Linked DNA regions of Mus musculus: region 1 is linked to region 2. The links are chromatin loops, found by intact Hi-C in ENCODE. Cell type or tissue: left cerebral cortex. All regions are shown on one strand. Each heading gives the region's core, and the rest is flanking DNA. Links, peaks and the distances in the headings are about the cores only. Region 1 holds the start of Tubgcp2 (tubulin, gamma complex associated protein 2). Region 2 holds the start of Spef1l (sperm flagellar 1 like).

Evidence for each region. A loop is a pair of places that touch in the nucleus more often than their neighbours do. Peaks named below come from ENCODE experiments on the same cell type or tissue, not always from the same donor. Only the 100,000 strongest peaks of a DNase experiment are listed, where the experiment ranks them.
Region 1: it touches region 2 in a loop (3-fold over the local background); 2 of 42 quality-filtered maps call a loop at or near these places.

The regions. Positions count from the first base shown.
Region 1 is chr7:140,027,208-140,042,943 of GRCm38, forward strand. It overlaps Tubgcp2 (tubulin, gamma complex associated protein 2), which reads right to left and starts at 9,467. Exons shown (of 18, transcript NM_001286007.1): 1 at 9,140-9,467; 2 at 6,406-6,591; 3 at 4,912-5,040; 4 at 3,804-3,980; 5 at 2,620-2,779. The coding sequence starts at 6,555. Zfp511 (zinc finger protein 511) reads left to right here and starts at 9,184. Exons shown (of 6, transcript NM_027201.1): 1 at 9,184-9,399; 2 at 9,613-9,686; 3 at 10,013-10,214; 4 at 10,309-10,433; 5 at 12,119-12,238; 6 at 13,036-13,398. The coding sequence starts at 9,247. The coding sequence ends at 13,114. In left cerebral cortex, for the core only: no CTCF peak of the experiment used is centred there; DNase peaks (open chromatin) are centred at 9,218 and 9,474; H3K4me3 peaks cover 1,912 bases; H3K27ac peaks cover 1,149 bases.
Region 2 is chr7:139,968,713-139,984,448 of GRCm38, forward strand. Spef1l (sperm flagellar 1 like) reads right to left here and starts at 10,043. Exons shown (of 7, transcript NM_001033465.3): 1 at 9,835-10,043; 2 at 9,322-9,433; 3 at 8,360-8,510; 4 at 7,763-7,961; 5 at 7,329-7,416; 6 at 7,150-7,246; 7 at 3,586-3,895. The coding sequence starts at 9,970. The coding sequence ends at 3,755. Adam8 (a disintegrin and metallopeptidase domain 8) reads right to left here. Exons shown (of 24, transcript NM_001291066.2): 20 at 15,123-15,282; 21 at 14,596-14,661; 22 at 14,070-14,120; 23 at 11,248-11,322; 24 at 10,220-10,815. The coding sequence ends at 10,765. It overlaps Gm16201 (a long non-coding RNA gene), which reads left to right. Exons shown (of 5, transcript XR_389973.3): 3 at 6,593-6,698; 4 at 7,779-7,896; 5 at 8,285-10,268. In left cerebral cortex, for the core only: no CTCF peak of the experiment used is centred there; DNase peaks (open chromatin) are centred at 9,401, 10,018 and 10,437; H3K4me3 peaks cover 1,241 bases; H3K27ac peaks cover 1,729 bases.

The sequences.
Region 1 (15,736 bases), core at 5,183-13,182, 59 kb after region 2:
TCTGTTACTCTAGAACCACTCCTGGTACCAACTTCTGTATTAGTCAGGGTTCTCTAGAGTCACAGAACTTATGGACAGTCTCTAGATAGTAAAGGAATTTATTGATGACTTACAGTCGGCAGCCCAATTTCCAACAATGGTTCAGTCGCAGCTGTGAATGGAAGTCCAAGGATCTAGCAGTTACTCAGTCTCACGCAGCAAGCAGGCGAAGGAGCAAGAGCAAGAGCTAGACTCCCTTCTTCCAATGTCCTTATATTGTCTCCAGCAGAAGGTGTAGCCCAGATTAAAGGTGTGTTCCACCACACCTTTAATCCCAGATGAAAGGTGTAGCCCAGATTAAAGGCGTGTTCCTTAAACTCTGAGATTCAATCTTCTGGAATCCATAGCCACGATGGCTCAAGATCTCCAAACCAAGATCCAGATAAGGATCTCCAAGCCTCCAGATAAGGGTCACTGGTGAGCCTTCCAATTCTGGATTGTAGTTCATTCCAAATATAGTCAAGTTGACAACCAGGAATAGCCACTACACCCCCCGAGAAGAAAAGGGGGTCAAAAGTGGGCCACCGACGCATTGATTCCGAGAATAACCACAGGATGTTCCAGCTCTAAGTCATCACCGATGTCCTGACCACACCCTGATACCACCAAGTTCCTGCTTCCCCTTGTAGCTGCCAAAAGAAAGAATTTCTATTGCCCCCCTCCCACTGATAAGTACTTCTCCTTTTGCTTGTATTGCCCCACCCCTCCTGCTGATAAGTATCTGTACTTCCCCTTTTGCTTGTGCATTTAAGCCTTGGGCCTTTCACAATACATTGGGGTCTTGATGCAATCCAGAACGGTTTCCGTGTCGTTATTTGCACAAGACCCTCGTCTCTCTCTACCCCCCCATTTGGTTATTAGGAGAAGGTCCCCTTGAGACCCTCGAATAACTGGACCTGCTGGACGGGTCACTCTCTGGCTTCTAAACAACACATGTGCATAGCAGATGCTAGCCCTGTCCTCTTATCAGCATGCCTGTATAGGGAAAAATACCAAACAAAATTGAACCAGCATCTTACAGTGTATTAAGTGTGACAAGGGAGGACAAGGAAGGGGTGACTATCACCAGATCTTTAGTTGAGCTCTGAAGGGGCTGGGGAATACAGGGTGCAAATGCCTGAGGTAGCAGACCTGGCTTCTCTGTCTGGTATGCAGGGCCTGAGTGGAAAATGGAGCTCAAGGGTAGAAGAGGCCAGCCTGGGCAAACTGTCAGGGTTTTGTTGGGGATGAGGGGCACAGTAGGGCTGTCACTGGACAGCCTTACCTGAGACTCAGGTCCTGTACTGAAAGAGGGCTCTAGCTATGTCTACAGGAAGTATGGAAACTACAGGAAGAGAGGAAAGATGAGGTTGTCAAGATCCATGCCCCTGCATGAAGCCATGGCCACTGGGATTAAGGTAATGAAACAGAAGACTGGTTGCTTGTGCACGCTCAATGCATTTCAATTTTCAACAACTACAGGTGTGAGTAAGCCACTAGGGAGGTGGCAGGTACCTCAGCAGAATGGCCTTAGGTGACATAAAGTTTACCTGGACACTTGAAAGTGGAGATGGAAGAGGTAGATCTGGGACTGATCGCAGGGAGCCGAGGCAATGGGAGAAGACAGGGAGCTCCCTGGGATGAACGGATGGAAGGGAAGAGTTGGAACAACTGGAGAAATGATGGCTCGTGATGCTGAGGGAAGCTAAGGACGGGGAAATCCACGGGGAAAGAGTCCTGAGGGACACACACTATGCAGAGCACCAGCTACATCCACAGGGTGCAGGAAAGTAAGGTCTAAGGCTGAGGCTCTGCCAATGATGATGGTTATGCTGAGGCTGAGGCTCTGCCAATGATGATGATTGATTATGCTGGCCACAGGAGAACAGACAGGGAAGGAGACAATTACCAGGTGACAGGATAGGTGACAACTAGGTACCTGCCAACACTGCAAACAACAAGTCTACGACATAAAGACAGCTGCCTCTACCTTCCCATGAACTTGCAGCAGAATCATGTCTGCTTGGTGACAGGAGAAAACAATTTGTCTAACAGCCCTATAATATTTGGGGACAGGAGAACACCCTCAATTTGTCTAATAGCCCTATAAGTTATTTCTAAAGGTGACAGTAGACCTCTGCACTAACACCGTACAGAGCTCAGGAGCTGGGGCAAGGCACACCACTTCACAATTCTCTTAAACTGAGGCTACCATCAAACAGGCAGGAAACCACATCTAAGCTATGCCAGTGCAAATGTTCACATTTGGTCCTAAAAGACTCTCTGGGGTTGCATGTAGTAGGTTCCTGAGAACCTGCCCTGAAACAGCAATGCTGTCAAACAGATGCAACTTTTAAGGCCTTTGTGAGCATAGCACTAAAACCTGATGCAGTCTGTGGTAATGACAAGTCACTTTTCAGGAAAGTGTGACCTCCTGGTCCTTGTGTCACACACTGGTGCACAGCCCAGGAGGCCAGCTCCGGCTGTCCTAAGGCTCCAGCAGGAGGAATGCAAGAACAAGCATTCAAGTCCTCTGGGCTTCAGTGTGTCACGGCCTGCTGAGGCACATGCAGGCAAGCAGAGAAGAAATTCACCACATACCTATAGGCAAAACTGTGTCTGAGCTCAAGCCCGAGCCAATCAGGAAATCTCCAGCCAATGTTGGTCTCTCATACACCCATGCTGGGAAGACAGGGAGGGGCTGGCCTGAATTTTTTTTGTTCTGTTTGTCTCGAAGCATCTTTCTTGTAAGTTCCAGAGACTAGTAAGGACATTTTAAAAAACAAAAACAAAATATACTATAGTGCAAATAAAACCAAGATATCTATGGAAATTAACACGTCTTTGGGATTAAAAAAAAAAAGTCCATCATTTTAGTACATAGGACATTCGATCTTACTTAAAAAGGAGACATGGTGCTAACTACCCATTACAACATCTGGGCCTAAGAACAAGAGAGCCAGGCCCTCTCAAGGTCTCTGTTCAATAAGGAACAACCCACAGTGTCAGGGCACCAGCTATGAGGGCCATGGGAAAGTACCTGCATTTTACCAAAGTGTTTCAGATCAGGACACAAAGTAGGAAGAGCCTGAATCAATTTTCTTAGCAGTTGCTACATCTAACACCACTTGCTGATTAAGACAGGAGTTAGCAACTGACATATCCTTACCCTATGGAGAAGGCCAACCGCAAGGCTACAGGCTATATGCTAGGCCATGCACAGAGTACTGCCCTTCCTGGAGGCTGACAAAGCTGGCCACTTTTGGAAGTACTGACTTAGCTCTGCATGACTGCACGTTACACAGGCTGGATGGTATGAGGGCAATGAGAAACTAGCACAGGGATATATCTGAAAGACCGTGCTGTGTCCTCTGTGCTCAGAGGTTAGGCCTTGGAAAGGGGTCCAAGGCTCTTAAAAGCAGGCTCGTGGTGGCTCTAAGAGGACACTCAAAACTCGCAAAACCACCAGTGTGAGGCAGAATAAATCCAAGCAGCAGCAAGCCTAGTAGAAAAAAAAAACCTTGAGGAAATAAACTGGTAATTTAAAAAGTACTACCTTGTTGGAAACTGTCAATAAATTCCAGTAGGGAACCGTGACGCGTGCTGCCTTAGATGCACTGCATGTGGACTGGGTCAGAGCCTCAGTGCACTGTTTACCCTTTTAGGTCAGAGCTATGACTAAAGAACGCAATCCAGCCTTAGCCTCACTTATGTCAGATTAGCTTTTACTAAGAGTAGACATATCTGCTTAGCTCGCAAACTGTGGACCATGGAAGATCTGGTACCTGCTGCAGTGTGGAGCCTGTGGATACACTGCCAAGCTGCTTCCTCAGTTCCTCTAGCTCTTGTGTGGACATCTTAGAGGCTGCAACAGGGATGCTGAAGCTGGTGGTGTTGCTAGTTGCAGCACTAGCTGCAAGCTCAGCTCTTTCCTTTGCATTCTGTTGCAAAAACTGAAGTGTCTGAAAACACACAAAACCATGCATTCACACTAAGTCACAAAAGCTCACTGTGTTCTACCCCCTGTCATGTCACCGAAACTCCAGGGGAAGGAAGGCCCACAGCCTTCTTCACTAGTCAATCCTTAACTTCACCCCCAGGGGCAACATTCCTCAGCACTCTGCCTACACCCAGGCTGCAGCACCCCTTCCCCTTCCTGTGCTAGGGCCTGGCACACACCTCTACACTGATGGAGAGTAGGGCTCAAGGACTACTCACTGGCTCCACACTGACATATGACACATGCAGATGTGCCCACCTCATGCTACTACATCTGTGTTTCCTGGTCTATGCCCATTCCGAGTCACAGCTTGTTATGAGTCACTGCTCTCTATGGTTTAGATATGAAATGCCTTCCCAAAAGATTCACATCTTAAAGGCTCAGTCCCCAGGTGGTGATGTTTTTGAGAGGTGCCTGATCATGAAGACTTTAACCTTGTCAGCAGATTAACTCATCAACCGCACACCCTGAACTCTTCACACCTGTTAGTCCATCTCTCTCTGTTTTCTTTCCAGTAGCCATGAGGTCAGCGCTCTGGCACCTCTCTACCAGGCCACTACCTGATGGTCTAGCCTCAAAGAAAGCAGACTGAAACCATAAACCAATACAAGTATTTCCCTTTAAGTTTTCAGGTATCCCTCCAGCATGGAAAGGCTAACATTCACCAACACACGCCTTCACAGTGGTGCCGTCAGGAGGCACAGCTGCCAATCGGTGTTCTCCACTGAGTGTCGGCTTGGCTTCCTCAAGGAGCCTGGGGGTCAGGCGATGCCTTATGTGCATTTACATCTGCATGTCCTGCTCCGCTCTCACCGATTGGCAGCTGTGCCTCCTGACGGTGTTCTCAGTGTCCCCAAAGCCGGCGTGGTGCTGCAGATGAGGCGGACGCTTACCTCTTTGTCTTCTGTGAGTTTTGATAACAGGTACACCAGTGGGTCAAGGTTCCTTGTATTTTTAGATTTCAGTTCATCATATTTCTTTAAAAAGTCCTCAGGAGTTCGAGAAAATTCTGCAATTTTGACCTCAAATCACAAGCATGTAAATAACTTAATAATGGTAACAAACCAGATACGAAAAAAATCTTCAAGAAAATGAAACACAAAAAATAAACCAAAGTTGGATTAGGTGAGTTAAATAATCACATCTCCAAAATAAACAGCAAGTTAATGTCTATGGTCCGCGGAAGCCAGCCTCTCTTCCCCTGTACTTGCTCACTGTATGCCCACAGGCCTAGGAGCACTGACACGGGAGCCCTGACATGGGAGCACTCACAGCCCCCACCCCACGCTCACGCATCCTTCCACAGCTTGAGCTCACTGCCTCCCAGACTCACTGGCTGCACCAGCTCAGGGCCACTTCACTCAGTAACTGTTACCGGTCTGGCTACAAATGGAGTGTGCACTTCCCGAGCCACGCTCCATCCAACTCATCTGCTGTACTGGTGCCATCGTTACACTTTAAGTGACCGAAGCATCACAATGCCTGTTTTATTTTACCTTTTAAAAGATTCATTGTATGTACCTGAGTGTTTTGCTTACATGTATGTGCACGCAGTGCCCAGAGAGACCAGAAAAGGGCATCAGATGCCCTGGCACTAGAGTTACAGATGGTTCTGAGCCACCATGAGAGGAGCTGGAAACCGAACCAAGCCCTCTGCAAGAGCTGCAAAAAGTGTTCCTAGCCACTGAGCCATCTCTCTAGCATCTATGTTTTTAGGTCTAAAAACAATCATATTTTTAGTAGATTTCAAATTCAAAGATATCTTTTGCTAAAGATAATACTTTTGAATTATGGCTCCTTTAATAAATAAAGAAATAATACTTGAGCCAGGTGTGGTGTGGCACACACTTTTAATCTCAGCACTCAGGAGACAGATCATTGTGAGTTCAAGGTCAGCCTGGTTTACATATCTACATAGTGAGTTTCAGACCAGAGAAAAGGAAAGAGAGAAAAGGAAAGAAAGGAAGGAGAAAAAAAAGTCCTGAAATTCCAATGTGATTAATACCAGTCGCTTCCTTTTTCCCACCCAGTGATTTTTGCATATACTAAGTCTCCTCCACAGGGAAGAGGGGAGGACTGTGTAAGTCAGACTACTCCACCTCTCTCTCTCTCTCTCTCTCTCTCTCTCTCTCTCTCTCTGGACACCCACTGATTCGCCTATATAGTGGGGTAAATAACAGGAGCTACTGCCAGGAACCAGAAGACTAGCAGAGCACAGTGAATGCCAGGTTCAAAGGAAGCATCCACCAGGTGCTGCTGGCCCAGCACTAGCCTTGCTGAGGCTATGAGGGACAGGCCTCCATCCCCACAGCCCTAGGATGAGCACCCTCACCCATGGCCCCGTACCTCTGGGCCCCTACGGTCCTGTATCAGAAGTAGGTGCTCACCTTGGCACTGTGGGCAGAGACTGTGGTTGTGACATACGGCGTCCGGTTCTTCTGCAGCAGGTCAATGTAGACCTCAGCCCCATCCCCGCCATGGATGCGGAGCAGGCTGAGCAGCTCATTGACATCATGGTGAATCCGAAATTCGCTCATAGTTTAGCTCTGAGACACCAACATAACCAAGTTTTCCTGAAGGCAGAAAGAAAGGTGTTTATAACATTAAAACCTAAAGTTGTTCCGACTGACTCAAGCCTTTGTCAGAAAGACCATTGCCAAGGTGACGTCAACCGCCAGCCTCTCCCCTTCCCTGGCAGGCTGGTCTATCAAAACTCTGCTGAGATCTTGCCGTACCCGTGCCCACAGAGCTTCCAACTGTTTCCCAGCTTACACGACCACTTAAGGAGCCAGTTGTACCAGGTAAATCACTGAAATGGACCCCTCGAGCCTGGTTCTCCTACTTCCGTCCATCGTCATGTGACCCTGGGCGACCAGGGGGCAGATCTGCTATTTTATCTGAGTTTTTCTGGCCCTTGCCTGGTAGACACAACGATCTTGCCCTTGGGGGAGCTGGCACAGGCCAAGGCTACTGTCTCTGTCCAGACATATTAAAACTTCCCACTCCTAAGGCCATACCCAGGTCTTAAACCATAAACTGTTCATGATTTGCAGATAGTTACAAGAAAGGGGGCTTCTCTCATCTCTAAATAGCTTCCTTTAAGCCTTTAGATATGTCTCAGGAGAGACACTCTTGGCAGTTACCTGGCAAGGGACAGGGACAGTCATGTTAATACAATTGTCCTACATACAGGGAGACAAAGCTACAGTTGAAAGGTACACCTGTAAAGAAGGCTGACCGAGTCTTAACAGCCTGCCTGCTTGACCTTCTGACATCCCTGGGTATCTATCTCTATTAATCACCACAGATGTTCTAGAGGAAGCACAACTTATTTATTAGCAAGTCTGGCATAACCAATCATGAGCAAGTCAGGTGCATACTTTTAACGGCCAATGATTAAAACAAAGTTGGGGTGGAGGTAGAGAGGTATGAAGAGGGAAGATTCTGGAGCAGAGGTTCCCGACCTGTGGGTCAAGACCCCACAACTCTTCCACCGGCATCACGTGTCAGATATCTTACATATCAAGTACTTACAGGATGATTCGTAACAGTAGTAAGGCAATAGTTTTATGGTTGGGGGTCAGCAATACACGCACTGTTGTATTAAAGGGTCGAAGCATTAGGAAGGTTGAGAACCACTACAGGCTCCTAGATAATAAAACCAGCCTGTGCCGGTTGGCTTTTGTACACTTGACACAAACCTAGACATATCTGAGAAGATGGAATCTCCATTGAGAAACTGTTTCTATCAGATTTAGCCTGTAATCAATACCTATGGGGCATCTCTTTGATTGATGACTAATGGGGGAAGGCCTGGATCACTGTGTGTGGGGGTGCCACCCCCTGAGCAAGAAAGCAGGCTGGCCTGGGTGTGTGTGAGTGTGTGTGTGTGTGAGACATTCACCTTTAATCCCCAGCACTTAGGAAGCACAGACAGTCACAGATCTCCTAGTTCAAGACCAGTCTGGTCTCAGAACAAGCCAGGACTACACAGTAAAAAACAAACAAAAGCCCCCAAACAAAACACCTAACCAAGCCGGGCAGTGGTGGCGCATGCCTTTAATCCCAGCACTTGGGAGGCAGAGGCAGGTGGATTTCTGAGTTTGAGGTCAGCCTGGTCTAACAAAGTGAGTTGTCCAGGACAGCCAGGATACACAAAGAAACCCTGTCTCGAAAACAAAAAACAAAAAACAAAACAAAACACCTAACCAAGACATGGCCTGTCAAAAACATTTTATCATTTGCAAAATGTCAAGAATCCAAATACTTTTACAGAGACAAAAGTGAGAGAGATGATATCACGCCTGGTCATAAGCAGCTGTCTAAAGACATAGAAACGCTCATTTCCAGGGCTTAATTACAGAAAGGCTTTCCTTCCTTCATCCCTCCCTCCTTCTCTTCTTCGCCCCCCCGCCCGTGCCTCTCCCTGCTCCCCAGGTCCCTCTCCTTAGGGGGAAGGTTTTACTATAAATAAGAGAGAAAACATCCAGAGACATTTGGAAGAATCCAGAACAGAGAGAAAGAGAAACAGACCGAGCAAGGCCTGGGCTGAGAGAGAGGGAGAATAATCCCAAAAGGCTTTCATTTGTATCTATTAAACAGTAGCGTCCCTTCTTTCTTGACACTTATATTCATACTGGGGGAGGGTGACCTACTTTGGTAGAGGAGCAAAGTTAAAGCCCCTCAAAGTGTCAGCCGCACGTTTCGATCGTCTTTTTGTTTAGGTTAGGGTTTCTTTCCACACCTGTCTCTACTGCAGCAGGCCCTGATCCCTTCACCCCTGAACCCCGAGCACCAGCAGCAGATGCAGAAAACCCGCAGGCCAGCACCGCAGTCACCGCGGGGCTGTCAAGAGAGGAGTCACACTAACCACGAACTTCCCAAGGCCACTGCCTCCAATTGGACTCCTGGAGAGGACTGAAAGAGCCAGAGAGGCAGTCGCACCGTGGAGCGAGACAAGCCCGGGCTGGCGGACGGAACCGCCGGCGGCAGAGGCCCAAGAGAATCAGGCTCTTCCCCGCTGCAGGCCAGCCTGGCTCCGGTACCCGATCCCGCGCCCGGCTCCAGCCCCGCCCTTCTCCGACCAGTTCCCGCCACAACACAGACCCAGCCCTGACTCACCTCCGCGCGTCGCGTCCCGCCCCGCAGGGTCGCCACAGGAAGTTAGTAGACGTCACGTCCGTCACCACCCCTCCGACGGTGGCCGAAGGGCCGCGGCGGCCGTGGTGATGTTGCTTCCCCCTGCACTATATTCCCGCCTGGCCGGGGAGCCGGGGGCAGCCGAACCGCTGCCCGTGGAGAGGAACCCTGCGGCTGGGGAGGCACCCTTCCGATTCGCGCCGCGTGCCGTGCGCTTCCCGCGGGATCACGAATTCTTCGAGGTGCGTGACAACCCGGGCGGAAGATGTCCTGAGCCCCACAGGGAGGGGCCTAGAAGCAAGACTGTCGCTGTGGGCGGGGCTTGTGGGGACCGGACCTGTGGACCGGATCAAGGGGCTGGACACAGCTCTATGGGTTGGGGCGTGGCTCCGAGCTGTAGGGCGTGGCTTCGATGCCGGAGTCCACCCACAGCTCTTGACGCGTGTCTTCTGTAGGATGGGGATGTGCAGCGGCACCTGTACTTGCAGGACATGCTCACGCAAGTGTCCGAGACGCCGGAAAAATCCATGTGAGCACCTTGGCTTCGAGGCCTTACTCGGCTTGCTAGCGCTATCCTGATTCCTCCTCTCTCGTCCGCTTACACCCTGGGACTCCGACCCCTCCCAGTTGACACCCGAGTAGCATCCACTTAGCACCACCCTGCCCTAACAGGAGCATGGCTTGGCTGGACTTCCCTCCCCTAGTCTGTTAGTAAGGTTTGGGGTGGCACAAGAAGCGCTCTTCTTGTTTCAGGCTCAGCTGGAATATGGGTAAGAAGTTCCGCCGGAATTCCTGCCTTGGGATAGTTGGGGGAAGGGGGAAACATTCTTCCAAGAGACACACCTCCTTTCCCAGGGTGCCTGAGTTCACCTGTCAGGTGGCTGGCTGTTGCCAAGTGTTTGCCGCCATAGAAGACTACCAGCACCACTACCACATGATGCATGGAAACACCTGCTCCTTCTGCAACCGTGCCTTCCCCTCTGGGCATTTGCTGGATGTCCACATCCTGGAATGGCACGACTCTCTGTTTCAGATCCTGGCCCAGAGGCAAGACATGGTGGGTGCTGACTGCACTGGGTGCATCTGCAGTGGTGACTGGGATTAGGGCTTAGGGCAGGGTGAGAGTAGAGGTGACACTTTATTCTTTGTAGTACCAGTGCTTGGTTGAAAGCTGCCCAGAGAAGTTCAAGACCAGCCAAGACCGGAAGGATCACATGGTGAGGCTACACCTGTACCCTGCGGATTTCCGATTTGATAAGCCCAAGACGAACAGAGGGTACGTGAGGGACCCAGTTGTGACTGTCCCCAGTCTTAAGCCTGGGAACAGACACTGTAATCAAATCTTAGTGAGGACACTAACAGAGCAGAGGGTGAGGTGCTAGCAAGTGCTTGTGCTGGTGTGGTGTCTTCCATGGCCCTCTGATGCTACCAGCAGGGCACTGGGGACTGTCCCAAGTGTGTGTGCTTTTCCCATGGAATCCCCTGTGTGCTCTTCACACTTCTCCCATGGAACCCCCTAGGGTTTCTCTCTCTCTCTCTCTCTCTCTCTCTCTCTCTCTCTGCTTACTTTTATAAACTTGCCAACAAAGCTGTCTGTTAGCATGACTGTTTAGACTGCCCTAAGGAGAATAATTCCTGGAATAACTTTTAGAATAATGCTTCTTTGCTTCCTTTAAAAAGTGACTCCTTTCCATGAACTCCCATGATCCTTTGGTAGTGCATTGATGAGGTGACAGCTCATTCTGTGAAGTGCATAAGTTTGCGGTTCAATCCCTAGCACCTACCTTAAAAATCCAAGTATGGCGTGCACCATACAATGCTAGCACCATGAAAGTGAAGACAGAGAGTTCTGGAGTTAGGCCAGCCAGCTTAGCCTCATCTGTGAGCTCTGAGTCCCAGTGAGAGACCTCGTCTCATCCAGGTAGATGGCTCCTAGGAAATGGCACCTGAGGTTGTCTTTGGTCCTCAACATATAAACGTACACCACACACATGAGTATATACACCTAAGCACACACACAAAGACAAACAAATAAAATGTGTCTGAATTGGAGTCTGTTTTCAATCATGCAGAGCCCCATTGCACGGTGGAGTGCTTCAGGAGATCTGAGTCTTCAATACTTGTCGATTTCTACAGAGCTGGATTAGCTCATTGGAAGTAGTGGCAAGAATCTATGTTATCTAGTTGATTTTAGTAAATCTCTCCCTCGTGGAAAGACATTTGGGGGCTGGGCTATAACTCAGTAGTAGAGTTTGGTTCCCAATATCCCCCTCAGATGGGTTATAACTGCTTGTCATTTCAATTGGATCCCTCCAAGGGATCCGCCTTTTTCTTCTAGGTATCCACATACGTGGCACCCAGAAGCGCACACACACATACACATAAATACCAAAATTTTAAAAACCTTAAAGAAAAATCCTAGTGGGGGCTGAGTGTAGTGGCGTGTGCCTTTAATCCCAGGACTTGGAAAGCAGAGGTAGGCAAATCTCAGTTTAGAGGCCAGCCTGGTCTGTGTACCACGTTCCTCTCCTTTTGGCTGGGGGAGGGGGAGTTTGGGGTAGGGGAGGTATCTCTCTGTGAATATGTGTAGCCCTGGCTCACCTGGAACTCACTCTGTAGACCTGGCCAGCCTGTAGAACTCCAGAGATCACCTGTCTCTTCCTCCCTGGTGCTGGGATTAAAGGCGAGTGCTACTGCCCCCGGCCGCAGCTGTCTTCTCAGAGGAGGAATGAGGGTCGTTATACTTAAATTGATAGGTTATCAGACTTAGTTATAGAAACACAACCATTTCCAGAAGTATTCATCTCTTTCCACTAGCCTGAACATTTCATTTTAACAGTAGATGGTGACAAAATAGTAAAAAACCCAACATTTTTGCAGGGGAAAAAGATAGTGTCTTCCTTGAAAGTTTCGTACCAGGGAGCCAGGTGGAGGTGTTGCTCACTGCTCTGTTCTCTGTAGCCCAGCCATGCCAGCTGCAGCAGACGCAGCAACCAGAGCCCCAACAGATGACAGTGACGCCATGGAGATCTGCTCTGAGCCCGCTGCCCCACCTCCCTGCAGGCGGACCTACAGTCACAGGTCTGTGTGTGCATCTTCCGGTGTGTCCTATGACCCTAGGCTTGAAGGTGGGTGATAATGGGCAGGAAGATGGGCTTTGCTGAAGGTGACACCCTGAATGTTCTAGTTTCCCTTCCTTCCTATGCTTTGGATCCTGGAGCCCAGCATGTAGATAGACAGACTGACAGACAGACAGACAGACAGACAGACACACACACACACACACACACACACACACACACAGAAACACATAGTGTCATCTCGGCTGGGTAGAACTGATGGACCTTCCCCCGCACTTGCCTGCCAGACAAGCTTTCTCAGATTGAGCTAACATCAACTATTATCTTGGGGAAATTTTTGAACAGTGGGGGTGGTGGGACGATCCAGGAATCCAAACTGGCAAGAAGATGGACATGCATGTCCCTCGGTTCCTTCCAGCATCCATCTTCCCACAGTTTTTTGGACCTTGGCCTGTGAGTACCCTGCCTGACTATGGTGGTTGGGTTTCGGCAAGGTAGATAACAGGAAACAAATGCCACAGGGAGCCTCAGCAGGAGCCGACCTTGCTGACTAAATTCTTCTAAGCAAATGTACCGTGGTACCAGGAAGATATCCCACAGGAAGGAGGTCTGAGATCAGGAGTTGATCCTAGGACCCAAGAGGGGAGACTCTATTTCCTGAGTGTTCCACAGAGCAAAAGGAGAACATTCCAGAATACAAATGTGAAGGAAGTACAGACAAACTGCTGTTTTAAGTTGGGTTGCGTGTTGTCAAGAATAATGCCATTGTTTAATATGACCGCTTTTCTGCTGTTCCAGAATACCTTCCACTGTCTGTTTTGGCCAGGGTGCAGCCAGAGGGTTTAAAAGCACCAAGAAAAAAAACAAACACCACTGATGGATCCTGGCAAGGAAAGCCAGACAGACTATTCAGGGAGTGGTGTGCCAGGGCCTTTTTCTCACTTCTGGATCAATGCCCTGTGCTGGACCCTTGTCACCTCCTTATTTCCATCTCTGGTCACTTGAAGCAACCAGTGTATAGAAACTCAGAATCTTCAGATTCCAGAAATAACCAGGACACACTGAAGGACAGAGATGGAGAGGCCACCTACCTGCTCTGCAGCGGCTACTCTAAGAATGTCACTATTAAACATATGTAATAAATTCTTTTTCACTGATGGCATCTGTTCTTCTTCATGTGTTCTTGGACCAGACAGAAAATGGAAGGATTGTGAACCATGAGTATTTTGTTTTCAACACCAAGTGTTAGGGAGATTTGTGCGGTCTCTGCATTGCACAGAAGCTGTGAGGGAAGGTTCCAGCACAGCCACAGGTCAGGCCAGGATCCTCACTCACTCTCTAAGAGACATTCTTGTTGTCTCTGTACCCTCCCCAGCCGGTTAAACACCACTAGGATGTGGTATCTGGAATGGTGCAGGAGACCCTGGGCAGGACATTGCACACACATTACAGGAAAATTGGGCCAGTCATGGAGCAGATGTTGAGAGAACTCACAGGGATACAGGTCCTACCATAAGCCTAACCATCCCAGGTCTGTTCCCGGTAAACCTCTTCTTTCCTGAGATACTGGAAGCTTGGGAAAGGCAAACAGGAGAGCCATCTTCACCAAAACATAATCCATCTACCCAGATATACACAAGACCAGAGGTTGTCCTACTATCAATTAGCTGTTGTTAATGTCATATTTAAACAACACCAATGAGAGGTCTGAGAAGAAACACAATGTACAGCCTACCTCCTGAAAGTGAAGGTAGCAGAAACTGCCTCCTTGGTGGCAAAATGCCAGGACTACTAGGGAAGGCTTCCACTGCCCGCACAAGGTCACAAATCTAAGGAAGGCAGGAACACAGCATCTCACAGAGACCTTCAACAAAGAGAAATGCTGCTCTTTCTCTTTTGTTGTTGTTTGTTTTGAGATTAGTTTCACTATGTGTAGGCACACATGAGCCTGCAGAGGCTCTGGCTTGGAGCTAGACTTACAGACTTCTGTTGTGGTTGATGGGAATTGAACTTGGATCTTCTAGAGGAGCAATGTGTGTTCTTAACCACTGAGCTATCTCTCCAGTCCAAGAGAGATAGCTTTTAAAAGAGCCAAATGGGAATTCTGGAGGTGGAAGTTCAGTACTTGAAACTTTAAAAATTCACTGAAGGACTCCCAGGGAGAGTTGGATAATGCAAGTCAAGGAACCGAGAAAAGTGAAAAGACTAGATAGGTTATATGGCTGTCATCTGGAATTCCAACACTGGGAAGACTGAGAGTTCAAGGCTAGCCAGGGCAACAGAGTAAATCCCGGATTGGGAGAGGGACAAGGAATTCTTAAAATTGATATGGATGCTCAAAAGAGTAATGCTAGAGATATTACCATACCTGATTACAAATTCAAATACAGAGCTATAATATAAACAACCCAGTAGCTACTTAGAGAACCATTTTCTTGAAAAATCTAAAAGCAAAAGAAAACCAGCATGGTAAAGGCACAAAAGCAGGTAAGTAGATTAATGGGATAAAGTAACCAGAAATAAAATAATAATAAACAATGAGTGGCTGGAGAGAGGAATGAGGATAAAGTTAGCAAAAATTAGCTCATGTAACTAAAGTCATCTAATCTGAAAAAGGTGTCAAATACACGGGAGAAAAGATAAACTCATGTATGGTGCAGGGAAAGAGTGGGTGGCATACATACAGCAGAAGGAAACCAGGCCCTTGGCTTTATCTGGACAAAACTCAAGCTGGATCAAAGGTCTTAATACAAGACCTGGAACTCTGAAACTGTTAGGAAAAAAAAAAAAAAAAAAAGAACATGTCAAGATGAAGGCATGGGCCGGGCTTGGTGGTGCACACCTTTAATCCCAGCACTCGGGAGGCAGAGGCAGGCAGATTTCTGAGTTCGAGGCCAGCCAGGTCTACAACGTGAGGCCCAGGACAGCCAGGGCTATACAGAGAAACCCTGTCTTGAAAAACCACAAAAAAAAAAAAAAAAGATGAGGGCAAGGTCTATCAATGAAGAACCTAAGAATCTCAGGAAATCCAAGACCTGACGTGCAAGATTTACCAGAAATAGAGGCTGCACCGTGAAGAGAATGGGAGCAGCTCCTCGCTGCTGTCTAACAAGCTATTACTATCCAGCTAAAGCAGTGGGTGTCAACCTGTGGGTCTCAACCCACAGGGCCACATAACAGATGCTTACATCACGTTTCATAGCAGTAGCAAAAATATAGTCATGCAGTAGCAACCAAGGTAATTTTATGGTTAGAGGTCACCACAACATGAGGGACTGTGTTAAAGCATTGCAGTGTTAGGAAGGTTGAGAGCCACTGATCTAGAGTCTAGGAAGAGCTCAAGACATTAAACACCAAAAGAATAATAATACTATTGTGATGGTTTGCTTATGCTCACCCTAGGAAGTGGCACTATTAGAGGGTGTGGCCCATTGGAGTGGGTGTGGCCTTGTTGGAGTGGGTGTGTCACTGTGGGTGTGGGCTTTAATACCCTCGTGTT
Region 2 (15,736 bases), core at 4,774-12,773:
GTGCTGCAGGGGGATCCCCCAGCAACCTCCTCCACTTACGTTTGAGGAGATCAGGTGTCTCTGCCCCAGGTGTGGGAGGTGGGTCTATATTCCTATAATGGAATTCCTATAATGAGCCTTAAATTTTGAACTATCTCAGGGTCAGACTGCACACCCTAATCTAAGCACTTGGGAATCAGAGGCAAGTGGATCTCTGAATGTGAGACCAGCTTGGTCTACATAAGAGTTCCAGAACAGCCAGGGCTACATAGAGACCCTGTCTCAAAACAAATTCTGGGGTAAGACGTCTTGACATGTTAGATCCATGAGGGAGAAACCCCTGAGACCAAGGAAGAGAAAACATCAATTGGATCATAAAACCTAGAGAATGGGTTTTCTTTCCAAAGACAGCGGTGAAATGTGGGGTGGGGTGGCTAGGGTCCCCATTCCATTTGCCCTCAACTGGTTTTGTTTTAAAGAATTATGTATATGAGGACACTGTAGCTGTTTTCAGACACACCAGAAGAGGGCATCAGATTTCATTACAGATGGTTGTGAGCCACCATGTAGTTGCTGGGAATTGAACTCAGGACTCCTGGAAGAACAGTCAGTGCTCTTAACTGCTGAGCTATATCTCCAGCCCCCTCAACTTTTTTTTTTTTGAGACAGAGTCTATTATCTGGAACTTGCTCTGTAGATCAGGCTGGCCTCGAAATCACAGGAATCTGTTTACTGCTTGCCTCAGCCTCCTGAGTCCTGGGATTAAACTAGGCATGTGCGTCCACACCTGCAGTTCCATAAACCTCCTCCAGGTGGCACCCTAAGCTAACTCTCTCTCTCTCTCTCTCTCTCTCTCTCTCTCTCTCTCTCTCTCTCTCTCTCTCTCTCTCTTTCCCCTCCCGCTCTGTCCCTCCCTCCCTCCCTCCGTCCCTTTCTCCCTTCCCCCTCCATCAGTTTACTGAAACCAGGTGCTCCTAGCCAGGACAAACACACATGAGGATTGTCCCCGAGGCAAGCAGCTTGCTGTATTAGAGTGGCTCCATCCACCTCCAAAATTATAGTTTGTAATTGTTAATTTTGTCAACTTGAATCTAGAACTTTTTGAGAAGAGAGTCTCAGTGAAGGCCTATCTGTGGGGATTATGTTGATTATGTTAATTGTGGCAGGAAGATCTGTCCACTGTGGGTAAAAAAGATACCACGCTGAGTGCTGAGCGTAAGCAGGCATGCACGCATGCACGCTTTTCTCTGTTTCTGATTATAGGCACAACAGGACCAGCTCCCTTAAGTTTCAGCTGCTGTGACTTCTCCACTGTGATGCGCTGGAACTTGAGCTCTGAGCTGAGACAAGCCCATTGTCACAGTATTTTGTCAAAGTAACTGGAAATGTAACTAAGACAGTCCCAAGTGGAAACTCTAGACATACAGACAGCATGGGTGTTTCTCCTGAGAGGACAATGGCTTAGAAAGAGGTCAAATGACAATGTGGTCTGGGATGAGAAAGTGGAAGCCTGGAGCTGCGGGCACAGGGAGACACCAGGATCAAATTCTCAGTGGACAGAAGACAATTGCCAACATATCCTGAAGGGTCCCAGGCACAGCGGCCCAGGGTTCAGCATCTTGTGGGGTTGGCACCTCTAAGCCATCACTGTGGTCCTGACCCTGCTCTTGCGTGACTAAATGGCTTCTTTCAGGTCACCTCAGCATGGGTACTCTAGTTAGTTCCTCATGCCTGGGGAACTCTAGCTCAAGTCAGGCCTCTCTGCCTCGCCTGCTTCCTGGAGTGTGGCTTTGGGTGGGCAAGCCAGGTCTTGCCTACGAACCACCAAGGAGGTGCCTGTTACCTGAGCCACAACACATGCTCGAGTACTGAGTGGGTCCGGCCTTGAGGGAGTGGCATGATCACCCGAAGTCTTGTTTTTTTTTTTTTCCCAGCTACATTTTTTTTTTTTTTTTTTTTTTTTGCCTAAAGCCCAAAACAGGCTGGCCCAGGCCCAGTCCACAAGGCCCAGGAGGCAGTGTTGGATCAGGGAGGAGCAGCTGGTGCAGGAGCCACAGCCTGTCGGCCTCCTGGATTGCATCTTTGCCATCCATCTTGAGGCTGCCATTATGGCACCAGTACTGGCCATCACACTATACAAACATAATGTCACATATACAGTCATGTATACAATCGCAGTGTCACAGCCACAAAGCATCACAGAGTCAATACACAGCCACACACGCTCAGAATGTCATGCGGTTATATACAATCACACATTGTCACAGCACTGGGGACATAGTCACACAGTGTTGCTGACAGTCATACACAGTTTCACACTGTTCACATATACAGTCACACACATTGTCCCACATGCATTCGCACAAAAGTCTACAACACTGGCCTTCTGCCAGGCCAGTACTGCCAGTGGTAGTCTTCCTGCCCATAGAAGCAGCAGCCTCCACGTGTGTTTTTGTGGGATCCATGTCTGTGCATGCACCTGGCCCGGAAAGCTGGCCTGAACTGTCACTGTGTGAGGGGACTTGGAGGGCTGGCCGGGTCTACAGCTGTCTGGGCCTGTGCTGACTGAGCCCCATGGCCCTCCCTGTTCTTCCCGCCTCCCTGAGGTACAAGCCTGGCTTTACCCCTAGTACTGTGGCAGCTTCTACATCTGGAAGGTTCTACAGCCACTTAGGGAAGGTTTCTGCCTTGGACACTAGGAACCTATCCATGCCCCATGCATCAGAGGTGTCCCCCTCCACAGTGTACTTTGGCTAGTACTAAAGTAAGACAATAGGGGCTACTCTCCTGAAGGTGTCCTGCTTCTGCTCGGAACAAAGCTTTGCCAATCCACTGACCACGGGGACCAGTGCTGACAGAGCCAGAGACAGGGACACTGCCCTACTGACTGGAGCTCTGAAAAGTGACTCAGCATAGGCCCGGTGGTAGGCTCTGCGGCTGGTGACTCGCTTCTGACTCACAGAGGAAACTGGGCCTGCAGCTCTGGGGGGCAACAGTAAAACCATGAGCTCAGTCTGAAGTTTCTGCTTCTACTTCCTGAGAGGCTTCAGGGGCCAGCCATGGCCAACAGGCACAGAGAAGGCTGACTCCGGGGAGAGTGGTAGCCATGAGGAAGCAGAGGGGGCCCCCAGCTAAGCCTCACTGTGGATATAGAAGTTAGGTAGCGATGCAGCCGCCAGGCATGTCCCTGCCTAGGGATGTGGCTGGTGTCCATAAGGGTGAGGATATCCCAGAGGCTGGAAGCAGCATCCAGGTCTTGAAACCCAACAGCTGTACCACTTGTCATGGCTATCTAGGTCTCAGGTTCAGGTCCACCTGGCTCACCAAATCTTCAGGGCAAAGTAGGTTACCAGGCCACCTAGGGGTGTGGTAAGGGGTGTGGCATCCTCTCCTATAGCCTCTCCTGCATATCCAGCAACTTTCCTCTCTGTGACCCCCTGCCGTGGAAAAGCCCAGCAGGCTCAGGCCTGCAAAATCTTCCAAGGGTCCCTATCAGTGGAATCTCTAGAAACCTTAAGGGTGGCTCCATGGTTAGTGGTTCCCACCCCACCCCACCCCACCCCTCGCCCCTGGAAGGCGACCCTGAGACACTGCACATACCAGGGCTTTGTGAGCTCACAAATGCAGTAAATCAATGATGATGACACGATATTGGGGGGTTGGGAGAACCAAACTCAAATCTGTCCAAACTCGTCTGCGGCCCCAGCGTGCTCTGGCCTCCACACCTCACGTCTCACATGGAGGCTGCATGACCAGTGAGGAGCTCCGGTTGGGCTCAGGATCGAGGTCTGAGTGACTCTGGGTGGGGCCTCCTCCAGCTCTGATGCTCCTCGGGTCCAGTTCTCATCAGCTCCCAGATCCGCTGGTCCTTCAGCTGTACCAGGTGTTCCAACCTCATCACCTTCAACTGCAAAATCTTCAAAAAACACACAGGTCTGAAAGTATCTAGAGAAGTCTGTCTACCTGCCGGCTAGGCCTCAGGCAACTCTAACCTCTAGGAACGAATGTACAACTCCAGGTCTGATGGCTTCGGGGTAGGACCAAGGGCCCTTGTGGGGGCCACTGGGAAAGAGACACACCAAGATGCTTGGGGAGAGCCGGGCGTGGTGGCGCACACCTTTAATCCCAGCACTCGGGAAGCAGAGGCAGGTGGATTTCTGAGTTCGAGGCCAGCCTGGTCTACAAAGTGAGTTCCAGGACAACCAGGGCTATACAGAGAAACCCTGTCTCGAAAAACCAAAAAAAAAAAAAAAAAAAGAGGCTTGGGGAGGAGCCTACAGTCAGTGAGCCCAAGGAGCTCACAGGGATGACTCCTTTCTCTCCTCCTGCTCCCAGCTGGGAATCTCCCTGGCCTCCCCTGTGGTTTCCCTGTATCAGCCAGAAAGGACAAATGTAGGGCAGGGCAGGGCTGGGCAGGGCAGGGCTGCAGAGGGACTGAGCCTTCTTTGCTGTGAACCAAGCACCTAATTGGGAAGTTACTCAGAGCACATTTGCAGAAACAGCAGATGATGGGTAGATATGTGGCTGTTGTGCTGTCTGTTCATGCTGTATTTCCAAAAGCTGATGACTCAAGAATAACTGTGTGTGTGTGTGTGTGGGGGGGGGTGGGGGTGGAGATTGCTCAGTGGTTAAGGTTAGGAGTGCATACTCTTGCTGGGTTTGGTGACATGTGCCTTTAATCCCAGGCCAGTCTGGTCTACATAGTGAGTTCAAGGACAGCCAGAGCTATGTAGAGAGACCCTGTCTTTAAAAAGGGCGGAAGGATGTTGGTGAGGCGAGTGTGTATATACCGGTCACCTCTTGGAGAAGTTCAGAGTTTGGTTGCTACCACTCACAAGCACCTGCAGCCCCAGCTCCAGGAGAGTCTGATGCATCTGGTCTCCATGGCTGTCCGCACATACCCAGATGTACACAACATTTAAAAAAATTTTTTTTGAGACTCTGTCTCTCTATGTAGCCCTTGCTATCCTGGAATTTTCTATATAGACCAAGCTGGCCTTGAATTCACAGCAATCCTTCTGCCTCTACCTCTGAAATCCTGGAATTAAGGACACATGTCACCATGCCCAGCTACACATAATTTTTTTTAACGAAATAAAAACATAAGTGAATGAAGATGGGGCTGCTAAAGCTAGTAATGGTGGTACACAGCTACAGTCCTAGTCCCGGGGAGGCAGAGACAGGGGACCACTGAAACTTAAGGCTACTCTGGCTATACTCAGCTTCACAAAATGAGAGGGGTGGGGTGGGGTGGGGGGAACAGCTTGAGCCCTTTGGCACAGCTGGGGCATCTGTGGTCCCTCCATGCCTGCTTCAAGGATGACCTTGTCCCAAACTTTCTCCCATCAGAAACCTAGACCCCACCATGCTCCTCAGGCAGAAAAACTGGGTCTGTCTCATTCCCCTGTAGTGTGAAGGCAGGCATGTAGATCAGGGTGGGGAGCCAGCCTCACAGCAGACAATGAAAGACAAGGTCCCTCCCCGGACCTGTGGAGTGTGACGCTGTGTTCACAGGCAGCACATGCAGTCCTGTTCTGGATAGCTTCCAACCCTCATCCAAATCAAGAAGCCAGGGCGCTATGGCTAGATGCAGCAATGGAGTCCATCCCATGGCCTGCCTATCACAACAAATTCCTCCCAAGTCACGTAGCTCACTTTGTGACAATTTGCAAGTGGTATTCAATCCTTAAATGGCAAGCTGAGTGTCAACCCTTAGGTGGCAAGTGGGTCTGTTTCCTCTCTGGGTCTCCAGTGAAAAGTTACGGTTCCCTTGGTCAGCTATGAGTCAGGGAAACAGTGGGGAGAGCCGCGCTGTGAGCAAGCGGTGCGGTGGAGGCAACAGCTTCAGTTCTCTTTACCGCTTCCTCTCTACTGCTCTGTAAGTCCAAAGCCACAGTAATATCACATCACTTTCCTGTTTTCACAAGAAGATAACTCGTCAAGATTTGGGTACATACTCAGGAACTCAGATGGCATTGCAATTTCCGATAGCCCCCATGACCCGTGCCCATTGGTGCAGTCTCCGTTCTTCCCCATTGTCTTAGTCCGTGTGTTCCCAGGATACAGGGAGAGGTAAGGAATAGTAAGGGGCACTGGAAGTTCCTGGTGCAAGAGCAGAGGTGTGCCTGCAGAACCAAATGTCCATCAGAGAGCAAGGCACGGACTACCCAACCAGGGAGATACTGCAGGACTAGGTGTGTCCTTGCAGAGCCAGGAGGACATCCACAGAACCAGATGTGCATGTGCAGTCTCAGGCATTAGCCCACACAACCAGGCACACACCACAGAACCCGGTGTGCACGGCAGAGCCGTATGTGCACTACAGAATAAGCTGTAGCACAGAGGCAGGCGTGCACGCAGAGCTAAGCGTGTTCCATAGAACGAGATGTGCCTCTAAACTAGGTATTCATTGCACATCTAAATGCTCACGAGGATCCCGGGGTGTGTTGTTTTGAGGGCCCTGGCTTTTGGAGATGAAGAGAAAGACAAGGCCCAGTTCAGGCTGGGGTGGCGGGGGTGGGGGTGGGGTGGGGGGGTGGGAGGGGGGTGGGGTGAGGATGGGGGAGGGCAGGCAGGAGCCTCTTCAGCCATCATCTCTCTATCTGCTTTCCAGGCATTTACCCAGCCCATGCTTCCTGAGATGGGCCCCGGTCCGCCCTGCCCTCTTGCACTCCTGAGCAGCACTTGGGTCTGGGATGGACAGATCACTGAGGCAGGTGGTGAGTATCCGCCACATTGTTTCTGCCTCTGAGAAGGACTGAAATGATCCACAGACTGTTTCTTTTCCTTTTTTTTTTTTTTTCTTCTCTTCTTCAAAGTTTCAAGACAGGGTTTCTCTCGGTAGCCTTGACTGTCCTGGAATTCACTCTGAACGCTAGACTGGACTCAGATTCACAGACATCCATCTGCCTCTGCCTCCCGAGTGCTGGGATTAAAGCCTGATGAATCACCATTGCTAGGCCACTGACTAATTTCTAAAGAATCTAAAGAATGTCTAAAGAATGTTGACTCTCTCTGGTCAGGGCCCTGCACTCCCTATACTGCCCTCACTGGGCCAGTGCTGGCTCTTCAGAAACTCAGCCAAGGAGTGTGAAGCTGGGGCAGTGGGTCCCTCTGCATCCTTGCAGCTCAGAATCTCCGGGAAGCAAGGGATGCCCAGTAGGACCATACCTTGACCGTCTCCTGCAGAATGGCTAGTGCTTGCTCCTTATCCTCCAGCTGCTGCTGGATGCTGACCAGGTGATCCCAGAGCCCTTCAATTGAGTCCCTGAAAGGTAAACACTGACCTTTAGTCCAGGCTAGGGAGCAGAAGGAGGTGGGCGGGGAGAATTTGAGAGATAAAGGTCCACCCTCTGCAAGCACAGCAGCCCATTTTCTCCAAATCCCTTTGATTCTGAAGGATCTTCGTGCTGGAGGGGGCTGGAGGGCTCTGTAGGCCTGTATGACAAATAGACACCATCAGCTCAGGACCTTGCTTCTGATAGGCACCCACTAGTGACAGGACGGACATATGGACGAGGGAGGGGACATGATCCATAGCCGGTAAAGCAGACTCAGAAGTTATCATGGAAGGACTTGGTCCTATCCTGCCTTCAGGGACCTTTGCATAGCTCTGGAAACCTCAGGAATGGTGCTCCTGTTTGAATAATGGCTTCCCTGCATAGCTCACAGGCTGCCCCTTGAATGGTTGCTCTCTGGGTATTGATGGAGCCAGGACCCTAAGTATTATGCCTTCCTCAGGAGCCCACTAGCCTCTCTGGGCCCAGGATGCGCCTGAGCATACCTGCCTTCTTTTGAAGGTTTGGGAGTTCAACATCATGGACCCAGCTTTCGGGAACAGAGTGGTGCTCTCCACCGGAGTCCCAGAGGGGTTCTGACAAGCTGCTGTTATCCACATCAGGATCTTGCATCTTAGAGGTATGTGGGTTGGGGGTAAGATCCCGCCAGGGTCGGACAGCATCCACAGCAGAGTGTCTTGGATCCTGCAAAGTACAAAAGTTGGGGAGTGAAGTGTAGCTGGGCTGAATTTGTTTGGTCATTACAAACTCTGGGTGGGGTTAGTATGGAAACTGGAGAAGAGCGGGAAGCACTTGGGTTGGTTGTACTTGGAGCAACTCTTAAGTGTTTTCACTGCCCCAGGGTAGGTGGATTTGGCTGGAAAGGAAATTCGGGAGCCCCCCCCCCCTTCCAGAAGATCAGCAGGAAAGTCAGGAATGAGTCTAAGTGAGGCCTGTTGCCTCATGTATGGACTTCATTTCTTTTTGGACCACAGGGACATTCATTTCTCTGTTTTATTCTCACACAGACGGATTGTCTGACTGAGTGCAAAGGGCAGAAGGCACAGCAGACTTGCATGCTGAATTGATGTGCAGACACTTACAGCTGTACCAGCTGAGCCTACATGAACAGTCCTGGCCTCCATCTTCTCCCTCAGTGCACATAGAATAGACTCGATAACTCCAGGCCTGTTGGATACCACCCTTTGGATATCATTATCTGAGATACACAAGTGCAGCTTGCGAAAGACTTTCCTGCAAAGAAGGTAGGAGCACATTCTCAAAGCAGTACCATCAAGGACTGGGAGTTGAGCCCTCCCTGAAGTTCTATGCTCCCTGCAATGCCTTCCAGCCACTGGGCAGCATCTTGCTTTCTCAGAGAGCCCCTTTGTGCCCTGCACTTGAGTGGCGCATGGCTATCTCATTCTTGGCCTTTGGAGCTATGTCTCAGGAGATCGCAGAACATGGGGTGCTCTATCAGGCCATGTTCTCTGCATTCATTCTCATCTCTCTACTGGCTTGCCCTCGGTAAATCCTGTTGAGACAGCTCAACAGTACCTGGAAACCTGCAGCTGGGCCCTCTCAGCATGATCATCTCCCTTGAGGTCTCTTTTCATCTCTTCCCTCTCAAACATAAGCCCATGAGATTAGACCCAGGCCTGAGCCCAGCAATGTTTCTATTCCAATCTGAGCCAGTCTTTTGGGGGTGCCCACACAGGTTCTCCACCTTGCTCTGCTCAGACACTTCCCGAGGGCCCTCTGTGATTGGACTACATCAGACATATCTGCCCGACTCTGTCCTTGAGATCACTTATTATACACAGGCAGAGTCTTGTCTGAGGACATTTGGGGAGGTGAAGTAAAACTCTACTGATCCGTAAGGGAGCAGGCTAGCTGATAGGCTGCCCTAGCACCCCCAGGAGTGGTACTAGGGGTACTAGTGCCCTAGTACCCCTGGTTGTGGTACTCTTCTATAGGCAAGGACCCACAGTTAGGCAGTCAGAGACCCATGGCTGGAGAGAGCATCCCGGGGTCAACCTAGGTGGGCTGAGCTCCCAGGCCTTGCCTGTTGAGAAGGCTCCAGTTGCTCAGCTTCTGGTCTGTACTGCAGGCTGGGACGTAGCTGTGCAAGTCCACCAGCCGAGGGCGGAAGTGCTTCACAATCTCGGCCACCAGCACTGTGGGAATGCGAGGGGAACTTGGCTTGCCTGGTCAAGACCCTGGGTTGCAACTGTAATCCCTGACCACATGAGATGCATGGAATGGAGTGGGAAGGACACGAGCTTTTCCTGGGGAGCCCATAATTGTCCCCGAGTCTGGCACGGCACCTAGACTCCAGGTCAGACCAAGTGGTAGGATGGCCTGGGAAGCTAATACAGCGTGAGAGCCCAGGGGGAGCTGGAAGAGCCACAGGAGGCCCTGTTTGCTACTACCTTTCCTAAGGAGCACGAGTCTGGACTCAAGAACCGCTCCGTTCCCCCAACACCCACACCCGTACTAGGGGGCTGGAGGCAAGGGTGGCCCTCAGCTTTGAGTCCTCTTCATCATCCGCCCCATAGCGCCTCGCCCTCACTCGCACCACCATCACTGAAGTCCCGAGCCAAGTGGCGCTTGGGGCGGCTGAGTGGGAGCCGGTCCAGCCAGGCGCAGAGGTTATGAATATCCCCAGGCGTTGGCAGGAACGAAGCTGAGCTCGGCTTGGAAGCACTGAGCATGGCAGAGAAGTGGGTGTGCAGCAGAGAAACACAGCGGAAGAAACCTGGCGGGTTTGGACCGTTGCTGGGAGACGCGGCACAGCCGGAAGGGGCGGGGCCCTAACCGCGCTGGTCCCTCCCTCGATCCCAGGAAGGATTGGTCCTCCTGCACGCCCAGAGATCGGGCTGAATCAAGGTGGATGGTTAAAAAACGAAGGGAGATGGTAGGTGAAATTGTTTGATCTGGTGTAATAAAAACAAACTGCCATGTAGAATGTGATCTATAATCTATTGATAAAATAGAATCTTTATTAGTGAATAGTGTTTAGTCATAATTTCAACAACTAATCTGTTTCAATCCGGAGATGACGGCAACTTCTTGTCCCAACACCCCAAGAACGACGTCTTTTCCTTTCCTAAGTCTCATACACGAGTGGGATGTAGATACAGGAACTGTGCCTTGGAGAGAGGTCACTGTGTGAGGGCCAGTGCAGAAGTTGCTGGGAGGGGACTCCTGGCATTCTGTCCACCCAGAGACAGACAGACTTGATCACGCCCACTGCAGGGTACACCGCCCCTGCCTAGCAACTAGCATACGCAGATGTATGGTCTAAGCTGGCCAAGGCCAGTGAGAGGCCACTGGTTCATGAGGGCATCTGGACAGCAAGAGCCACAGAAAGATTATTCCTGAGGTAGGAACAGCGTGTGCAGGTCCAGCCTGGGTGGTGGTTGTGGTGTTGCTGAAGGAACACATTTATAGGAGCAGTGGTATCTCCAAACGTCCACAAACGATGGCCCTGGGGTGCCCTAGCTGGTCACCTCTTCTGGATGGGGACCTTCAGAGCAACCTTTGGCTCACCAGCTCCCTGCCAAGAAAAAAAGGAAATCGATATTAAAGAGGACCTGATAAGAGAGAGGTCCAGCTGAAAATACCCATTGCCAGTTCTTTAAATTTAGACTTCCACTTCCCCTAACAACAGAATGGGCCCGACCTCACAAGATGACTGTACTAGCATTTCATATATACTGTAGACTAGCCATATGAAAAGGAAAATTCCATAGCCCCCGAAAGCCGCAAGCACTGGAAAGTTCTGGCAAATTATAAAGCAGACATCAAGCCTGTTATTGAGGATTTTTTTTTCTTTCTTTTTTTTTTTTTTCAAATGTCACTAAAACTTACCAGCTAAGAAAATGAAAACAGCCACTCACCCTCCGAAACAGTGCCACAGTCAGCAGGAGGGTTCCTGCAAGATGGACTCCCCCTTCCCCTTCCCCTTCCCCTTCCCTCTGAGGCTCACCTGAGTTGCTCCAGGCACCGTCCCTCCAGTCCCGGGCTTGACTGGTGGTGTCGGGGGTGCAAAGGTTGGCTTGACCTGGGAGGAACCAGACACAGCTGACTGAGAGCATCTCCTAAGTAGGCCAAGTACGGCCCTTAGCTTCATCCTGAGGCTGTCCTGCTCAGCTCCAGCCTAGCCTGGAAGGCTTCTGTCTGCACGCAGCTCAGTAGGAAACATCTGCATGGCCTCACCGCTAGGAAGATAAAGCCCGAACCTGGCAGAGCTCCTCTTCTTGGCTAACTGTCCCAGCCAATCATCTTGCGGCCTCCCCAGTATCCCACACATTGCCCTGAAGCTTTCAGAACATGGGTCTTTAGAAGCTCAAAAGGAAAGAATTAACTAGGAAAACCCGTTTTGTTTCCACATTGTTAAAGAGGATGGTAACATGGCATGATGGGCTTTAGACACATTTTTCCCTCCCCCCCCCCCCCAGCTTCCTTTCATCCCTGCCCAGGATTCCCGTACCCTGCTCCGTTCTGCCTGCCGGGACTGTGACTAGGATGACATTTTCTTCCTTTTCTTTCTTTTCCTTTTGTTTTGTTTGAGACAAGGTTTTTCTGTATATCCCTGGCTATCTTGGACTCACTCTGTAGACCAGGCTGGCCTTGAATTCAGAGATTCAATGGTCTCTGCCTCCCAAGTGTTGGGATTAAAGGGATTTTTCAGCTCTTATATAAGTCTGAAATTAGTCCCTGGCCGGACACAGTGGTGCATGCTTTTAATCCCAGCACTCAGGAGTCTGAGGCAGGCAGAACTTTATAAGTTTGAGGCCAGCCCAGTCTACATAGAGGCCAACCAAGGCTATATAGTGATACCATGTCTCAAAAGAAAAAAAAAAAGTAAGAAAAAGAAATAAAATCATCCTCCTAGCCCGCCCCCCCCCCCAAAAAAAAGGAAAAACAGAAAATCACACGTGTGATGGCTCATACCCATAAAACCATTACTCAGGAAGCTGACTCAGCAGGACTGTCATGAGCTTAAGGGCCAGTGTGGGCCACATAGTGAGTTCCATAGCATTTAAAATAGGCTACAGAGTGAAAGCCTATCTAAAAAAACAAACCAAACAAGAAAAACAAGAACAAAAACAAAACAAAAAAAAAACCAGGGGCTTGTGAGATGGCTGAGGGGGTTAAGGCGCTTGTCAGCATGGTGATATGGTTCAGTCTCTGAACCATGTAAAAGTGGAAGTAGACCAATTCCACACGGTTGTCCTCTGATCCCTTCTTGCATCCTGTGATGTGCATGCACACGCCACAACACACACACACACCACCACCACCCCCATACTAATGATGATAATAATAATAATAATAATAATAATAATAAGAAGAAGAAGAAGCAAGGGCCACTGAGATTGATCATTTAGTAGGTGCTTGCTGCACAAACCTGGTGACCTGAGTTTGACCCCAGAACCCAGGTAAAGGTCAACCTCACAGAGTGGTCCTCTGATCTTCACATGAGCGCCATGGCACACGTGCCCACACACATCATGCACACAACAATAAACGAAACAAAAAAGCAGGGAAAAAATCACTATAGCATAAGACAGTGGCAATTGTTAGTGTTTAAGTGGCAAAGATTCCCGGGATGTAGGATTATTTTTGTTTGTTTGTTTGTTTGTTTGTTTTGTTTTTTTCGAGACAGGGTTTCTCTGTATAGTGCTGGCTGTCCTGGAGCTCACTTTGTAGACCAGGTTGGCCTCGAACTCAGAAATCCACCTGCCTCTGCCTCCCGAGTGCTGGGATTAAAGGCGTGTGCCACCACACCCGGCGAGATGTAGGATTTTAAGTCTCCAGATGATCTTGGAGGTAGTCATTCATCTCTCTCTCTAGGCATCAGTTCATTCAACACAAAGATAGCTCTCGGCATGGAAATCATAGTCGTTCAGTCACTTCCCACTGTAATTACTTCCCATGCTATTCCTGCTGAGAGTATGTCACCCACATCCACTTACAATAAGAAGATAAGTAGACAAACTGAGGGACTCTCAGAAGACAGCAAACTAGCACCTTCAACACGAGAATGTGCACTGAAAGCCACTTGTGAGCCACAAGTGCCCAGAAGAGCTGATAAGATTCTCAACCAGGCCTAGGCAGAGCCAGGAACACGTACTAGCTCTTCAGGTCCCACTCAAACGACCCTTGGGAAATTCTCTATCACTTTGTGGCCTTCTCAGATATCACTTGCTCACCAGAAGATTCCTTAGCCCTGCCTCAGAGGAGCACAGATGCCTGCCCAGGAGGGCGGCCAGCAGCACGAGATAGACAGCTGACCTGTGCAGCTAAGCCCTGTGGCAGAGCTCAGGGGCTCCATCCTGTTGCTAATTGCATTTGCTCCCTGGGATAGGCAAACACACACACACACACACACACACACACACACACACGCACGCACGCACGCACGCACGCACATGCACACGCACACACATACACAAGTTCTCCACCATCACAGCTATGACTCAAGAGTCAGCATATAGGGCTAAGACTATGGTAGTGCCCATGGGCTCTCAGAAGTAGGATCCCACTTTTAGGGCTAAGAAAAGGGTTCCAGTTCACCTAGAACCCCCAAGGAATCCTGCTGGGAAGGACACTAACACTGTGGGGAGGAAAGAAAGAATGAATGAATGAACCACTACTTTCAAAGCTTTAGTCGGTGGCATTTGAGACCTTCCAAATCCCTATAGCCTCTTCCCAAGGGAACCTGTAGGAGGCTGGTCTCCGGAAGAAAGGGCCCCCGGCTTGCAAGAGGGGAAGGTCTCCTCAAAATCAAGGCTGTCTCCTTACCTGCTTGGGTTTCAGCTCTGGGAGGGGCTTGGTGGGAGGATCAGGTCTAAACTATTGGGGAAAAAAAGAATCAAGATGCAAAGACTAGACCAGTTCAGAGCTGGGGGATAGGGTAGTATCTTTTCCCTCCCAGGCTCCCTGAATCAACCCTTAGGTTCAATTAATATCCTGACTAGGCACTGTCAGTATATTAAACTTGCCCTGTACAGTAGCTGTTTCCTTAGGGCTCCAGGCCCACAGAATCAGCCACCAGATATCACTTCCCAAGAGGTTTTCTTATTTTTTTAAATTAATTAATTAATTTACTTATTTATTATATGTAAGTACACTGTAGCTGCCTTCAGACACTCCAGAAGAAGGAGTCAGATTTCATTACAGATGGTTGTGAGCCACCATGTGGTTGCTGGGATTTGAACTTAGGACCTTCGGAAGAGTAGTCAGTGCCCTTAACCATCTCTCCAGCCCCCTCATCCCCCAAGAGGTTTTCATGTCTCCAGAATGCATGTGGCTGTTTCCCAAGGCTTACCTGATTTGGTATCTTTGGGGCATAAACAGGAACTGGGAGTGGTGAACTGGACACAGCACCTGGAGGCTTGAGGGGATAGAGATCTGAGCCTGGGCCCAAGAACCAGTGCTAAGGCCTCAACCCTTGCCCACCAGGTCCCTTGCTTTTGGATCCAATGCTCTTACATTTCCCAAATGGGATCCCCTCCCCCTTTCCTGTTCTCTCTAGGCTAGCAGCCCATTCCTCAGTTAAGAAGCACAAGGGTATTTATTCTCTTCTCACAGTTCGGGTCTGGGAGCCCGCAAACCTACAAGTTCAAACCCAAACTCCAAATAGAGATCCTTAAAAGACAAGTCTTGACTCAGTCCTTCGTCCTCCCTCGGGGTGATTGTAACAGTTCTTCAGGCTCCGGCTACCGCATGGCTCATGAGTTAACTTGCACAAGAAGCCTTCACTTTCCCTAATGGGTCACACTCTGGGGTAGAGGGATAGAGAGCCTGAGTCTCTCTCACTTCAGCCCCACGAACCTGTAGGAGGATAGCACTTACTGCAGGGGGAGGCCTCTTTGGTTTCACTATGGGTCTTGGGGGCTGGTTGGTAGAAACTGTCTCAGAAGGGTCTGGAGGCCTGTTCTTAGCTGGCAGGCTGCTGTCCCTTGTGTAGAATAGGGGGTTGGAGAGCCCCGAGATAGGCTTGGGTGCCACACTCCTAGGCAGAAAAAGAGATAAGAATGGTGTGGTCACTTCCAGCCAGAGGATCCAGGGCATGCGTCCCAAGTCAGACTGGCATATCTGCCCTGGCATACCCCACATAGAGTGCTAGCTGTAGACTCAGGCACATTTGTAAGTACAGGAGGTTAAGAAACAAATCCCCTGAGAGCTGTGCTAGGAAGGTGCTTGGGGACCCTGGAAAAGCTGTCTTCCAGCTGCTAGCTTGGGGGTCAAGATCTTGGTGCAGGGCACAGTGGAAATCATATGTGGTCATGGCCTAGTAGGGAGGTTATCTCAACTCTGGATTTATCACACACCTGCCGGTTGCTCTCACTGTCCCATTACAGCCTTGAAGAAGGAGAAGGAGGAGGAAGAGGAGGAGGGAGGAAAGGAGGAGGAGGAGGAGGGAAGGGAAGGGAGGAGGAGGAGGAGAAGGAGGAGAAGAAGAGGAG